Regions from separate parts of the Mus musculus genome. Here region 1 is linked to region 2. The links are chromatin contacts, found by POLR2A ChIA-PET in ENCODE. All regions are on one chromosome and are shown on one strand. Each heading gives the region's core, a stretch centred on a gene start or an enhancer-like site at or near the end of the contact. The rest is flanking DNA. Distances are from core to core; before and after follow the strand shown. Region 1 holds the start of Aqp11 (aquaporin 11). Region 2 holds the start of Clns1a (chloride channel, nucleotide-sensitive, 1A).

Region 1 (7,008 bases), core at 2,099-4,598, 42 kb before region 2:
AGAGAAAGGGCTTCATTTCTCTACAAACTTTATATTTTATGAAATAACTTTTTTTTTTTTTGACTATTGGCACCACAGAAATCTTAGCATTAAAAAGGAATTTTCCTTCAAATTTGAGGCAATCCTACCTCGGGCACCAGCATGGTAGGGTAACAGATGCGAGCTACAGTCTGGGAATCTTCATAAGGTTATAAAAGGGACAGTTGAGCCTGGGAAATGAGACTGGACTGTGCAGAAGGTCACCCACCTGACTGTGCTGCCCTGCCCTCTCAGCTCTAGGAAATAGATGGACTTGTGGGTGACAGAGCCATGTGGGACAAGACTGAGGCAGGATGGTGCTTAGTCACCCCCGAACTAAGGCAAGCGTTGCGACATACATCAGCTCAGAACACTGCTAGGCTCAAGGTCAGGGGAGCCCCGGCAGCTGTTCCCACTCTGCTCACTGCGGGCCACCCACGTGGGTGAATTCTTAGGAGTGCGGTGTTGTCATGAACTCTTGGACCCAGGCGGTCAGAACACGGGGTTTCAATTTCAAGCTACTCACTAAGCACGTTTTGCTCTGTGCTGGGCTCTGTGCTAAGGGGTTGGTTACCATGATTTCTGAAGCCAATCAGGTGGGAGAGACAGAGCTCCACACTGCTGACTGGAGAAGCCTGGGGCCTTCTTTCCAGAGACTCCCACGAGACAACGCTGGAATTATTTAGGGGCAGTGGTGAAGGATTTCTCTATGTAGACCAGGTTGACCTTGAACTCAGAGATCTGCCTGCCTTTGCAGAGATTGGGATGTGTGCTACCGGGGCTGGAGAGATGACTCAGTAGTTAAGAGCACTGACTGCTCTTCCTGAGATCCTGAGTTCAATTCCCAGCAACCACATGGTGGCTCACAATGGGATCTGATGCCCTCTCCTGGTGTGTCAGAAGATGATGACAGTGTACTCACATATATATACAATAAATAAATATTTGAGGGGAAAAAAAAAGACGTGTGCTACCACACAGGCTCAAATCTGGGATTCTTAACTTCAGTGCAGAAAAGAATTTCAGGATGAGTTGCTGTGAAGCAAACTGGAGTTTACAAAGAAGAGATTTTCTTTACACAGACTTCAATAGAAAGGCCCTCTTGGACAGGACAATAGCCAACCATAGTTTGGGTGTGGGCTTCTCAGGAATTGTAGTTAAGTGGCTTGGCCACAACTGCACACAATTGCATGTTGATTTTAGAAGCTTTTAGAATTCCATTGATGGAAGTTTTTCTAAGGGCTCCTTCCTATTATTACACACACACACACACACACACACACACACACACACACACACACATCCTTTTTGGTAAATATGAGTATAGAGTGAGTCATAAGATGTCTTGGATATGATTACAACCTGATGAGGTAAATCCTGGGTCACAAAGGTTATTCAAGGGAGATTAGATATATCTTTCACTAAATGGAGCTCCTCATGAGAAAACTAGAAAACTGGGGGAAAGGTTATGTTTCCTTAATCCCTATTCTAACATTCTCTCTCTCTCTCTCTCTCTCTCTCTCTCTCTCTCTCTCTCTCTCTCTCTCTGTGTGTGTGTGTGTGTGTGTGTGTGTGAGACAAAACAACCTTACAGCACTTATTGTTATATAATAATAGCATAAGGGCTACCGAAACAACATAAATAAATGTTTCAGACTGTGTTCCCATTAGAAGACTTTTTTTTTTTTTTTTCCCAAGACAGGGTTTCTCGGTGTAGCCCTGGCTGTCCTGAAGGTCACTCTGTAGACCAGGCTGGCCTCAAACTCAGAAATCTTTCAGCATGATCCAGCCCGGCTGTTTTCTTGTTTTACGGTGAATCTTGTCTGCATCATCTAATACGAGGTTCAAGTACTCCTCAATGCCAATAATGCAGCCATCTATCCCTCTTTCCCAATATTCACTTGCTCACACAGCCACACCGGAATCTGCCTGGCAAGTATCTGAACTTGAGGTTGGCGGACTGCACCATCACCCTCCACACCTTCTGTGGCCCTGGCCCTGGTATGCCATGGTTGGAAGTCACAAAGACCATCTAGGAGGAAGGTCGCCTCAGAAAGTGACTTCCAGAACTATTTTAATATTCCCTTTTTCCCCCCTTCCCTTTTGCTCCGGCCCCGCTCGCACTGGACCATAGGTTTTTTATTTGTTTTTCATTAAGGATGGTTGTGAGCCACCATGTGGTTGCTGGGATTTGAACTCACGACCTCCGGAAAAGCAGTCAGTGTTCTTAACCGCTGAGCCATCTCACCAGCACCTATTTTAATATTCTTATTTGGGATATCTATAAGGCAAACTTCACAATAGATGTTAACTGTGCTGGAATACTTGACTCTCAGCTGGTGCAAGACTTCAGCTCCAGGCTAGCTTCCTTTCCATGGCCCCTCAAACTCCCTTCTTTCCATCCTGCCTCAGGTTGTCCCAGGATTCTGGGAAGCCAACCAATCCAAGGGTTTCCTTCCCACACTGGATGCCAATGAGAACAAGCAAACAATGTTTTCTTAGTATTTTAATATCTCATGATGAAGATAACATAAACATTATAAACTTTGAGGACTTCATGCCTAAACCACCACCTGCAGGCAAGGTGCTTCCAGCAGGTAAAGGTGCCCAATTGAGGACTTGAGTTTGATCCCTGGGACCCACCTTGTGGAACACATGAGATTGGGCACAGCGACCCCCGTATGTATGTATGTATGTATGTATGTATGTATGTATATACATACATATATATATATGTGTGTGTGTGTGTGTGTATGCACATATATAAACATAAATAAGACAATTAGATAATTAAGCAAATGCATTCGATAAAAAATAAAACACAACATCCAAAGTTTGGAAATAGTGGCGATAGCTAGATAAAGTGTGAATATAATTAACGTCAATTTTACACATAAATGGATATATATATTTTCCCCCACACTTACGAAAAAAGTTCGAGTGTGGGTGAAGAAAACCAAAGCTCTAACACCTTGTCAAACCAGTCAAACCTCGGTTCTCACGCCCACTCCCAGTTGACCACAGCTCCTTCCCTGAGGGTCACCTCCTCGCTCCTCAACCTCAGTCTCTCCATTAGTAAAAACGGGGTGGCTGCAAAGATGACCTCTGGGGCTCCGTGGAGTACAGTTTCCGGAGTGTGCAAAGATCAAGGCAGAGTTCCCAAGCCACGCTCCGATCGCCACATGCTCTAGCACCAGCGTGGTGCGGTCTTAGGCTCGGGGTCCGGCGCTGAGAGCCCAGAGCTCGGGCGCCACGCGCGTGCGCAGTGGTCTCGGGGCCCTGGCCCTGTGCTGAGGGAGGCGGCGGAAGGCGGGTGCGCGTGGGGCTCTACAGACCGTTGTCCCCTCCGCCAGTGCCCAGGGACAGCTCCCTCGCCGCCTCCTTTCCCCCGCCCTCCCCCCCTCCCCGGCTCAGGTCACATCTGCACAGCGCAGCCGGGGAGGGGAGGAGCCCTCCAGCGCGGAACCCGGGCTCTCCACTCGGCCCGCCCCTGAGGGGCGTGGGAGGGCGGGGCGGCGGACTTCGGACTCCAGCCCCCGACGCTCCTCTGTCCCTGCCGCCCTCAGCCATCCCCAGCGGTGAGGGAGCCATGTCCGCGCTACTGGGGCTCCGGCCCGAGGTGCAGGACACCTGCATCTCGCTGGGGCTAATGCTGCTGTTCGTGCTGTTCGTGGGGCTGGCCCGCGTGATCGCCCGGCAACAGCTACACAGGCCCGTGGTCCACGCCTTCGTCCTGGAGTTTCTAGCTACCTTCCAGCTCTGCTGCTGCACCCACGAGCTCCAAGTGCTGAGCGAGCAGGACTCTGCGCACCCCACCTGGACTCTGACACTGATCTACTTCTTTTCCTTGGTGCATGGCCTGACCCTGGTGGGCACAGCTAGCAACCCGTGCGGCGTGATGATGCAGATGATTCTGGGGGGTATGTCCCCCGAAATGGGTGCCGTGAGGTTGTTGGCTCAGCTGGTTAGCGCCCTGTGCAGCAGGTACTGCATAAGCGCCCTGTGGAGCCTGAGTCTGACCAAGTACCATTACGACGAAAGGATCTTAGCTTGCAGGAATCCCATCCACACCGACATGTCCAAAGCGATCATCATAGAGGCCATCTGCTCCTTTATTTTCCACAGCGCTCTACTGCACTTCCAGGAGGTCCGAACCAAGCTTCGCATCCACCTGCTGGCTGCACTCATCACCTTTTTGGCCTATGCAGGTTTGTTATTCCTACCAAACACTTGGCAGTCCGGAGCCTCTATGACCAGAGGTTCTAAGTTCTTTACCGATACATTTGAGCACCCCCTGCACCCTACCCTGGGCCACTTATTATTCTAACCACCTTGCAGCCTAGCAGTTGGAGCCAACATACAGATCTTCATTCATTGCTGTTTTGAACACCCAGAGAAAGCAGACACTCCGGTGCCGAAACTAAGATCGTGGCAGATTACTGCCAAAGGCTTAAATAGCCCACAAAGGGATTGTTTTAATGTTAGAAAGGCAGCTTATCAGTTACGGCTCTCATGCCAAGGTGGTATAGATTGCTTCTGACACTCTTACTGAGAAACGATCCGGTCAAAAAGTTCCTTCGAGCTTAAAGTGCACGATAGGTCAGTAGTTGACCGCGAGGAGAAGCAGTTCTGTAGCTGCATTCACGTCCTACTTTTTTCCTACAAATTACTTGTCATATTCCTTATGTGGAGTTGCACGTGGACTTTTAAGTAGACTCCCATGAAAGGTGTGTTTCAAGTTTAAACTGTTCTTGTTTTGTTTTTACGAGACAGGGTTTCTCTGTGTATCCCTGGCTGTCCTGAAACTCACTTTGTAGACCAGGCTGGCCTCGAACTCAGAAATCCACCTGCCTCTGCCTCTCAAGTGCTGGGATTAAAGGCGTTTGCCACCACAGTCCGGCTCAAGTTTAAAATGTTTTTAAAGATGCTCTTTAAAAACAAATCATTCTCAGCTGGGTGTGGTGGCACACGCCTGTAATCCCATCACTCAGGAAGCAGAGGAGGAGGATAATGTTAAATTCGTTGTCAGACAGTGCTAAATACTGAAACCCGGTCTAAGGAAAACAAAACAAAAACAAGAAAAAAAAACCCTCCAGAAGTCTTATTTACTTGTTTACTTTCACAAAGCTTAGCTGCAGTAGCAATTCAAAAATTGTTTAATGATAAAATGCGCCTTTTAAAAGAGTGTGTCATTTAAAATAATGAAATACTTTTACTGGGATGATAGTGGAACTATAAAGAATGTTTTAGAGGCATGAATATAAATAAAGGACACCTAGTGACAGTCTTAATACTTCTTGTACTCATTAAAAGGGAAACCCTGCCTAGCACTGCCCTTCTGGGCTCAAGCCAGGGCACAGTAAACAAAACCCCTTGACTTCCAGTGTAGGCTTGACTTCCTGGGGCAACATGAAAGACTTCAGAAGTCTCCTTTCTTTGAATCTAGCATTGTTTTTTTAGTTGACACACAGGAAAACACATTGTGTGGGATAAGAGAAGTGGGCACGTGCTATTTGAGGGGCCAGTGAGAGTTTCAGCTAAAGCAGAAACTCCCGCTGTGCATGAGCAGTTCTACCACAGGAGAGTTCTGTGCTTGCCCATTAAAGCAGCAAAGAGCTGTGCAGGTGATTCATGCCCGAGATACTAGCACTGGACAGGTAGAGGCAGGAGGAATAAAGTCTTCTGCTACTGACTGGGTTTGGGTCAGCCTGGGCTACATGAGACCTAGTCTTTAAAAACAAGCACACAAAAAATAAAAATCTGAGATTGTTTTATAATTAAAAAGAACTTAAGGACACCTAGATCTTTCTCACCCCCGAATTGTTCCTCCTGCCTCTGTTGATAGTTGTGAAGTTGGTGTTCTTCCTGTACTTTTATGCTCTTAGCACCAAGTTATGATTCCATAAATAATGTATTTACTACTAACTATTCCTGGGCTGGGGATGTAGTTCAAAGATAGAACACTTGCCTTTATGCACATGGCCCTTGGCTCTTGTGAGGGGTAAAAACGTCTTCCAAAAGAGAAGAAAAGTGACCCTTGGAGTTATTTCTAAGTAAGAGGCCAATGGAGAAGGTCTCTAGGATGTCAGTTTAAGGGTCTGAAGCTCGGCTGATTTCTTGTCGTGAATACTCAGGACTAAACCAATCTCTGATGCAGACGTTCTCAACAATCTCTTTCCAAATCTCTGGAGTTTTAAAAATATACCCATTCTGGTGCAGATCTCAGCATCTAACTGCTCTGGGAAGGGGCGGAGGAAGTGTCAGAGTTTAAAGTTCTGCCCAGGCGATCCGATTATGAAACCGGTTTTGAACAATGCTCTAGAGTGGACCTGCTTTGTCCTGCTCAGCAGCCACTGGCTCCAGGTGCCTATTTAGATTGAAGTTAAACTTCAGCACTTCAGACTGTATGTGCATTCCTCCGTCACGCCTCACTGTACTAGAGCTGGTGGCTCTGGTATTGGTCAGGGCCGGAGACTGCAGGGGTGGAACCAAATATACACTGGTTATAAAGCTACATGCCTTTCTGCCAATATAAAAGAGATAAGAGTACTCCCTAGGTACCTGTTATAGACCCAATCACTTTGCTAAGGAATTCATGGGTTACCGTAATTCTCACAGTTACCCAGGACGGGCACATTATTCTTCTTCCCATTTTAAGTAAAGCAAATAGCACTGGGGAAAGAAGTGACCTGCCTCAGGTTGCAGCGAGGCTAGGCTGGAACCATGGCTCACACTGCTGGGTATCAGTTTAACGATGTAATTATCAGCATTTCCATAGTGTGCACAGATTGCTTGGCTATAAAAGGGAGTAAAGTTCTGACATATGCTACATGGATGAACATAATGTTAAGCAAAAGAAGCCTGGCTTTTTTTTGTTTGTTTGTTTTTGTTTTTTTTTCGAGACAGGGTTTCTCTTTATAGCCCTGGCTGTCCTGGAACTCACTCTGTAGACCAGGCTGGCCTCGAACTCAGAAATCCGCCTGCCTCTGC
Region 2 (6,850 bases), core at 2,658-5,157:
CGAGATATACCTTCTGCATATGGTAACTGTATCTTCTGAGGAACATGCTAAGATGTGTACATGTGAACTTAAGAGATGTCTGTAACTCTCAAACAGCTTAAGAAACAAGGCAAAATGTTAACTATTAATCATTCTTTAAGACAAAAAACATGTTTTGGATACATGCATGTGCACTATGGGTGTGCCTGGTGCCCACATAAGTCAGATAGGATAGCAGACCCGGAAGTTAAGTTAGGGATCATTGTGAGCCAGCATGTGAGAACCAAACCAGAGGCCTCTGCAAGAGCAACGAATGCTCTTAAACTTGGAGCCGCCTCTCCAGCCCTCAGTGAATGAATCTTTGTAAGGTACTAACAACACTTGTACCCACTTGTGCCTTTTAAGCTGTAAACTTTCCAAAAAGGAAAAGCACACACAAGAAGCCTCCCCTCCCCAAAAGAATTACAGAAAGACTCACTGGGCATGGTGGCAGCACACACCTTTAGTCCCAGCACTCTAGAGGCAAAGGCGGGAAGTCCAGGTGAACCAGGACTACACAGAGAGAGACCCTGTCTTAAGCAAAAAACAAAGAAACATCCCAGCAGTGGTGGTACACGCCTTTAATCCCAGCACTTCCTAGGAGGATTTCTGAGTTCCAAAACCAACCAACCAAAACAAAACAAACAAACAAGAAACCAAAAACAAACAAATCCCATTTTACATAGTATGACAGCCTTTTTCTTTTCTTTTTTTTTTTTTTTTTTTTTTTTTTTTTTTTAAAGACAGGGTTTCTCTGTGTAGCCCTGGCTGTCCTGGAACTCACTCTGTAGACCAGGCTGGCCTCAAACTCAGAAATCTGCCTGCCTCTGCCTCCCGAGTGCTGGGACTAAAGGTGTGCAGCACCACTGCCCTGCTATGATGGCCATTCTTGGTTGTCAACTTGACTACATCTGGAATTAACTAAAAATCCAAAAATGGAGGGCACATCAGTGTGGGGTTTTTTGCTTAATTTGAAGTCGGAAGATCTACTTCTAATCCCGATCCCGAGTCAGGAAGACCCATTCCAGGTCTTGGGGATGCCAGCATCTACTGAGACCAGCTGAGACCTCCAGCCCCTTGAACTGAGCAGCCTCTGGATTCCTGGACTTTCCCTTCACAGCCAGCCATTGTTGGATTAACTAGACCACAGCCTCTAAGTCATCCTAAAACATCCCCATTCTCAAAAGACAGAGAGGGGGCAGGGATTATGCCTACTAGAGAGTTCAGGGTATAAATGTGTTTAAAAAGCCGGGCGTGGTGGCGCACGCACTCGGAGGCAGAGGCAGGCGGATTTCTGCGTTTGAGGCCAGCCTGGTCTACAGAGTGAGCTCCAGAACAGCCAGGGCTATACAGAGAAACCCTGTCTCGAAGCCCACCCCCCCCCAAAATAAAGGTATTTACAAAAACAAACCCCTCTTGATTTATAGAGCAATTTTGATAGTGGACAAAGCCTGGGAGTTTACAGAGTGAATATGAAGGAAAACAAGCTTGATATGAAGAGGGGTGATGAGTTTGGTTGGTGGATGTGAAAGTAGTTGGGCTTCTGAGTTTGTATCTGTGGAGCATGGTATCAAGGGGTATAAAAGTATCTTATTCTCCTGTAGTAATGTCATCTCTAAAGTTTTCATTCCTGTCTGCTAGCCTAGGCTTAATCCTGGAAGCTTCTAGCCTCCATACAATCTAATCTAGGCATAGAATATTTATAGACTTAGACTTACTGCTGAATAAACTCACCCTTTCCTGTTCTCTCAAAGCTCTAACTGGCTGGTTTAACTCAGCTGTTCTGGTGCAAACTCCTCTCCAAGCTGACTGACTCAATCGGGTTTCTCTCAGCTTCTGACTGAATTGTTCTGCTTGACATCAAGGTAACTCTAGCAATCTGTCCTGATCTTCTGGCTCCTTCTTTTTCTCTAACCTGTCTCGGTACAACTGTCCCAGTAAAACCGCCTCCTTCCTCTCTCTGAACTGCTCTCTCCAGTAGCTTTCCTTTCCTCTTTTCTCCCGAAGGTTGGGCGTATCCTATTTGGTCAAATCTTTCTCGGATTTGATCATTTTTTCTGCCACTCAACTAGACATCACTTTCAAACATGGTGCTTCCTTCCACAAACTAACTTTACCTTCACTATTTGGGATTCAAGGTGTGTACTAAGGCCTTGTCTGTATTCCAGCCAGAGGCAATAAAGATGTGGACTAAAGGCTGTGCCACACCACACCTAGAAAAAGGTTTTTATCTAGTATACAATCTCATTGTTTACAGTGTGATCAAACATCCTGCAACACAAGGCAGATTTGGAATCAATAAGTAGGTGTTTACATACCCATTGTAGTCAGCTATATAGCCCAGAAGAGAGGCCAGGGAAAGTACCTTAGAGAGACACATGCTTCAAGAGTCTTCAAGTCTTTTGAAAGAAGACTTAGGAGAGAGAAGGAATGGAAGAAATAGACTGTAAACTGGAAAACATCTGCTGGGTATAAGCAGTAAGATCTTTGGTGATCTCCACAATTTCTTCTGCATGTGGAGTGGTGGAACACAGATATATTCCTAACTTTGACAAGATCCATTTTATTTGCCCATGTGTATTAGTCAGGGTTCTCTAGAGTAACAGAACTTACAGAATGAATGAATGAATGAATGAATCTCACAACTTCTTCCCTCCCATCCCTTTTCTTTCTCCCTCATGGCTACTCCAAACACATATACCAACCAAACTGCGCACCCACCCACATTTGTATTTCTAGTCGGTGTCTAAACACCCAGTCCCACTATCCACACTGTTCTCTGAACAAATAGCTCTTTACACGTTTATACCCTGGGCTCTGTAGTAGGCATAATCTTGGTCCCCAAGAGATTTGTTTTCCAGTGCCATGAAAGAAGGGACTTTGAATGTAATTAAGATTACTAATCTACTGATGGTGAAATAAACGAGATAGCCTGGATTTTCTAGGCAGGAGCAATGTTATAACTCGAGCTCTTAAAAGCAGAGGATTTCCTTTGTGGCCAACAAATAGAATATAGCAAAAGGTAAACCAGAGACTCTGAAAGACAGGAAAGAATGAGAAGAGAAAGAAAGAATGAAAGAAAGAGGGGGGAAAGGAGGGAGGAAGGGAAAGGAAAGAAATGGGGAGGGAGGGCGGGTGAACAGGAAGGTATGGGGTGGGGGTAGGAGGGTATGAGCGTGTATGTAGTGTGTATTTTAGTGGCATGTCTATGTTATTGTGAAAGTACTGAATCCTGCAGGTAGTGAAATAGAAGAATTCCTTCCAGGACCTGCACATCCAGGAGTCGGGTTCGGCTGGTTGTGACTCCGCCCTGCGTGGGCCTGAAGATGGTCCTTCCCCCCAGCCCCCACAAACACACACACTTGAAGCAGAACATCCCAGCTCATTAACCAAACGTCGTAACCCGTCACAATCTGAGCTACATATTCCACGCAGGGAAATCGTCTAGTTGACACGACCATTCCGAAAGCTAGGCCCACGGAAAAACTAACCGAGGCTCTGCAGACTCAAAACTCAACGTGACCACGCGCCAGGCTTGCAGGAGACAGGCCGGTTCGCACAGGTCGTTAGGGAGAAACGCGGGCTAGGGGACAGAACCAGCCGAGCTCGGGAGGGGACAATCCCACCCTGCCCGCACAATAGCGCCGGCCGGCTGGTCGGCGCCCCCCAACCTTACCTCTCCGCGATGTAAAGCGTGCCGGTGCCGAGCCCCTTCCCGTTCAGCACAGCCTCGGTGTCTGGCTGCTGCAGCCGGAGCCCGTCGGCCGACCCAGGCGGCGGGAAGCTTTTGAGGAAGCTCATTGCCGGGGAAAGCATCGCTCCACGCGAACCGAGAGAGGCGAGTACCGCAATCGCGGCTCGCACGGAGCTGCCCCGGAAGCAGTAGTCGTAGCCCGGAAGAACAACTTTCTCAGCGAGGGCCTTAGCATGCGGTTGACCATAGAGACGGGATGTTCTAGGCAACTCAGAGGTCCGCAGCGAGCCGGCTGGCTTTTGTCACGTGGCATCGGTTCCCCTTTCCCGCTCCTCTAAGGATGCTTAGAATAATCGAGTGTTTTCTATGTGGTTCTCTTTGAAGGTCATAGGAGCAAACCCCGAGAGAGGATGTATAAGGAATACCAAGCCTTTCCCAACAAAAAGCGGGAAGGGACCCAGGCCCCAGGAGTCCCTCGCCGAAGGAGGACTCACAGAAATAAAATCCACACGCATCTGGAGATCCCAAGTCTCCCGGCTGGGTGCACGAGTCTACCCTGCTTCCGCCTCGTCAGGCCTGTTCTCCTTGGGTTCACACAGCCATTTACCAGACCTCTTAGTCCCCACGTCGCCGGAGAGATCGAGCGCCCCATCCCCACGAGTCATGCCACGAGCACGAAAAGGTTACATTAATGATGGACAGTGCGCAGCAAGACAGTCAAAAGACTGCCCGAGGGAAAGGTAGGCCACTGGTTAGGAACCCTTGCCTTCCCTGTTCGCTAGGTCCCAGTGAATAAGAGCAGTGAAAACCTACAGGTTTGGTGAATAGAAACCCATAACAGAGACCTATAGACCACACAGCATACGGACTTTACCTCTTATATTTCTTCATGGATTCCTTCGTGGTTTTTGAGACAGGGCTTCTTTAAGTATCCCAGGCTGGCTTCCAATACATAATCGATTTGCACCGAACTCCAGTTTACTGGTACTACTATGAGCACCCATCACCACACTTGCTCAATTAATTTTTTTCTTTATGATACACAATATGAACACATTTTCTATTACCCACTTTAACAGATGGGACCTGAGGCATTAAACTCACAAGCTAGAGTTGGTGGATGGAATTCAGTCAGTTGACCTCTAGACTCCACTTTTTTTGGCTGTAGAATTGTAATATCTATGGGGCTAAGGCTGTTTAGGTTGGATAACATACATGGAGGATGTGATAGCAGTTTTATCTTTCTTTCTCTTCTTCCTCCTTTTTTCCCTTTGGATTCTTTTCAACAGAGGAATCTAAAGATTTTTTTCCTCACATATATGTATATACCTACCTACATACAGTCAGGTGTGAGCCACCCTGCCTGGGCGCAGTGACCCTATCTGCAAAGGCATTAGGCAGTCTCACAAGCTGACCCATGTCTCCAGTCAGTTCCAAGTGTTACGTTTTAAAATTTAGTTTGTTGTTAGTGAGACTAGGAGGCAGGTCCCCTGAACAGGAATGAGAAGGTGGGAGTGGAGTAAGGGAGGGGATGAGAAAAGATTCTAGAACTCTCTGAAGGTTAAAATCCTCGTCATGTGGATATAGATTGAGAGGAAGAATTTGTGACGATGAAGACAAGAATAGACAAAGAAGAGAGGTTAAATATCGTTTCTAAATTTCCAGTTTAAAACGTTGAGTAGGTGTGCTTTCTAAGTGGTAGATTTCAGAAAGAGGTTTTCAAGGTAGGTTCCAAGGGTAGCAGATAGAGTTCTTGCTGGATTAGCTTGGGTTGAATCCCCAGTACTTAAAAAGAGTAGCCTATGAGTCTGATTGGAGAAATGGTTAATCTGAGACATTCCCTAAGACATTTATTTGGTGAAACAAACAGTGCTTGGTTCAGAAAAGGAGCCCCCATGTATGTCAGAGAAAACTGGCAAGAACCAGTATAGTAGTTTCTCATCAATTTGTCTTAGTCTTCAGAATCATTTACATTGTAATAGCCCAATGGCAAGACATTTTATACAAGGTGCTAAGTGAAGAAAGAAATCTTAGCTGTGAAGAAGATCCCTCCAAGCACTGGGTGCCAGGCTCCAGCATTTTAATGCAAACCATCACCTGGAAACAACTGACAGAGCCCCGTAAAGATAAGAGGTTATAAGGGTTCCTGCCTTTGGGTAACAGTAAGAGTTAGGCTTACAAACCCACTCTTACTAGACCAGAATTACTACTATTAGAACATAGGGACATGTTCTAATGAGGTTTGATCATTATTATGTTCTTTATTTTTGGCCCCTATAGTAGAATAAAATGATTTGTTTGGAGAGGTCATAGTACAACGACAGGTATCCCACTAGAAAATAAAATGTTAAAGAACAGACAAAACAGGCTTGTAATAGAAAATCAGAGAACCGAAGTGTGAGGGTGTTCTCTCCTGTTGTGTCAGCTTTCTGTAACAGTTTCTGACCGTGGAATTCAGTTGTTGCCACAGAGCCTGCTGGCTTCTTGGAATTTCTCTTAGAAACTAGTGACATTTTTGTAAGAACTTTTAAATACAGTTTAATAATTCCATGACCTGTTCATTTTAAACACCGAAAGTCGAGCAAGAGATAATTAGAAGACAGATTAAATAGGAACATACCCATCTCTTTCATGCTTCAGAGAAGAACATTATATAAAGAAGAATACTCAGAAGAATGGAGATGAGAGACAAAGAGAACTGAAAAGAGAAAGGCTCAAAAGCAATAGGAAAGCTACCAGGTCACAGACACAGACAGGGGTTAGAATCTTCTAGGGGTTAGGCTAGAAAGATGGAAACTGAGTCAGGTGGCTCTGAAATGGGCAAGAGGTACTGGACAGGGAAGGTGGTCTGTACCACAAGCTTGTCTTGTAGGTTCTAGCTAACTTTCCCTAGAGATGACTGTATGCACTAGTGATGTATACACTAGGCCACATCCTCTTAGTGCTCTTTCTCTGATTGTCGTTTAGACTTTGAATAACCTTGAACTTATTGTCAGAATTACTCAAGGCTTTATCTCATCCAGAAGGCTCCTAACATCTAACATTTAATTTCATTAAAATAGTTTTATTATAATTCCACATCGACTAAATAATTACCATTTAGTGCTTTAAAGCTTAGTTTTTAAAATGAACCATCCT

Evidence for each region. ChIA-PET counts read pairs that join two places held with the same protein, here RNA polymerase II (POLR2A).
Region 1: POLR2A ChIA-PET joins it to region 2 with 11 read pairs in embryonic stem cell. The contact joins the promoter of Aqp11 here to the promoter of Clns1a in region 2. POLR2A ChIA-PET finds 5 or more read pairs at or near these places in 3 of 5 experiments (Patski and embryonic stem cell).

The regions. Positions count from the first base shown.
Region 1 is chr7:97,734,587-97,741,594 of GRCm38, reverse strand. Aqp11 (aquaporin 11) reads left to right here and starts at 3,348. Exons shown (of 3, transcript NM_175105.3): 1 at 3,348-4,226. The coding sequence starts at 3,608.
Region 2 is chr7:97,693,714-97,700,563 of GRCm38, reverse strand. It overlaps Clns1a (chloride channel, nucleotide-sensitive, 1A), which reads right to left and starts at 3,907. Exons shown (of 7, transcript NM_023671.2): 1 at 3,695-3,907. The coding sequence starts at 3,834. Rsf1os2 (remodeling and spacing factor 1, opposite strand 2) reads left to right here and starts at 4,097. Exons shown (of 3, transcript NR_154552.1): 1 at 4,097-4,452.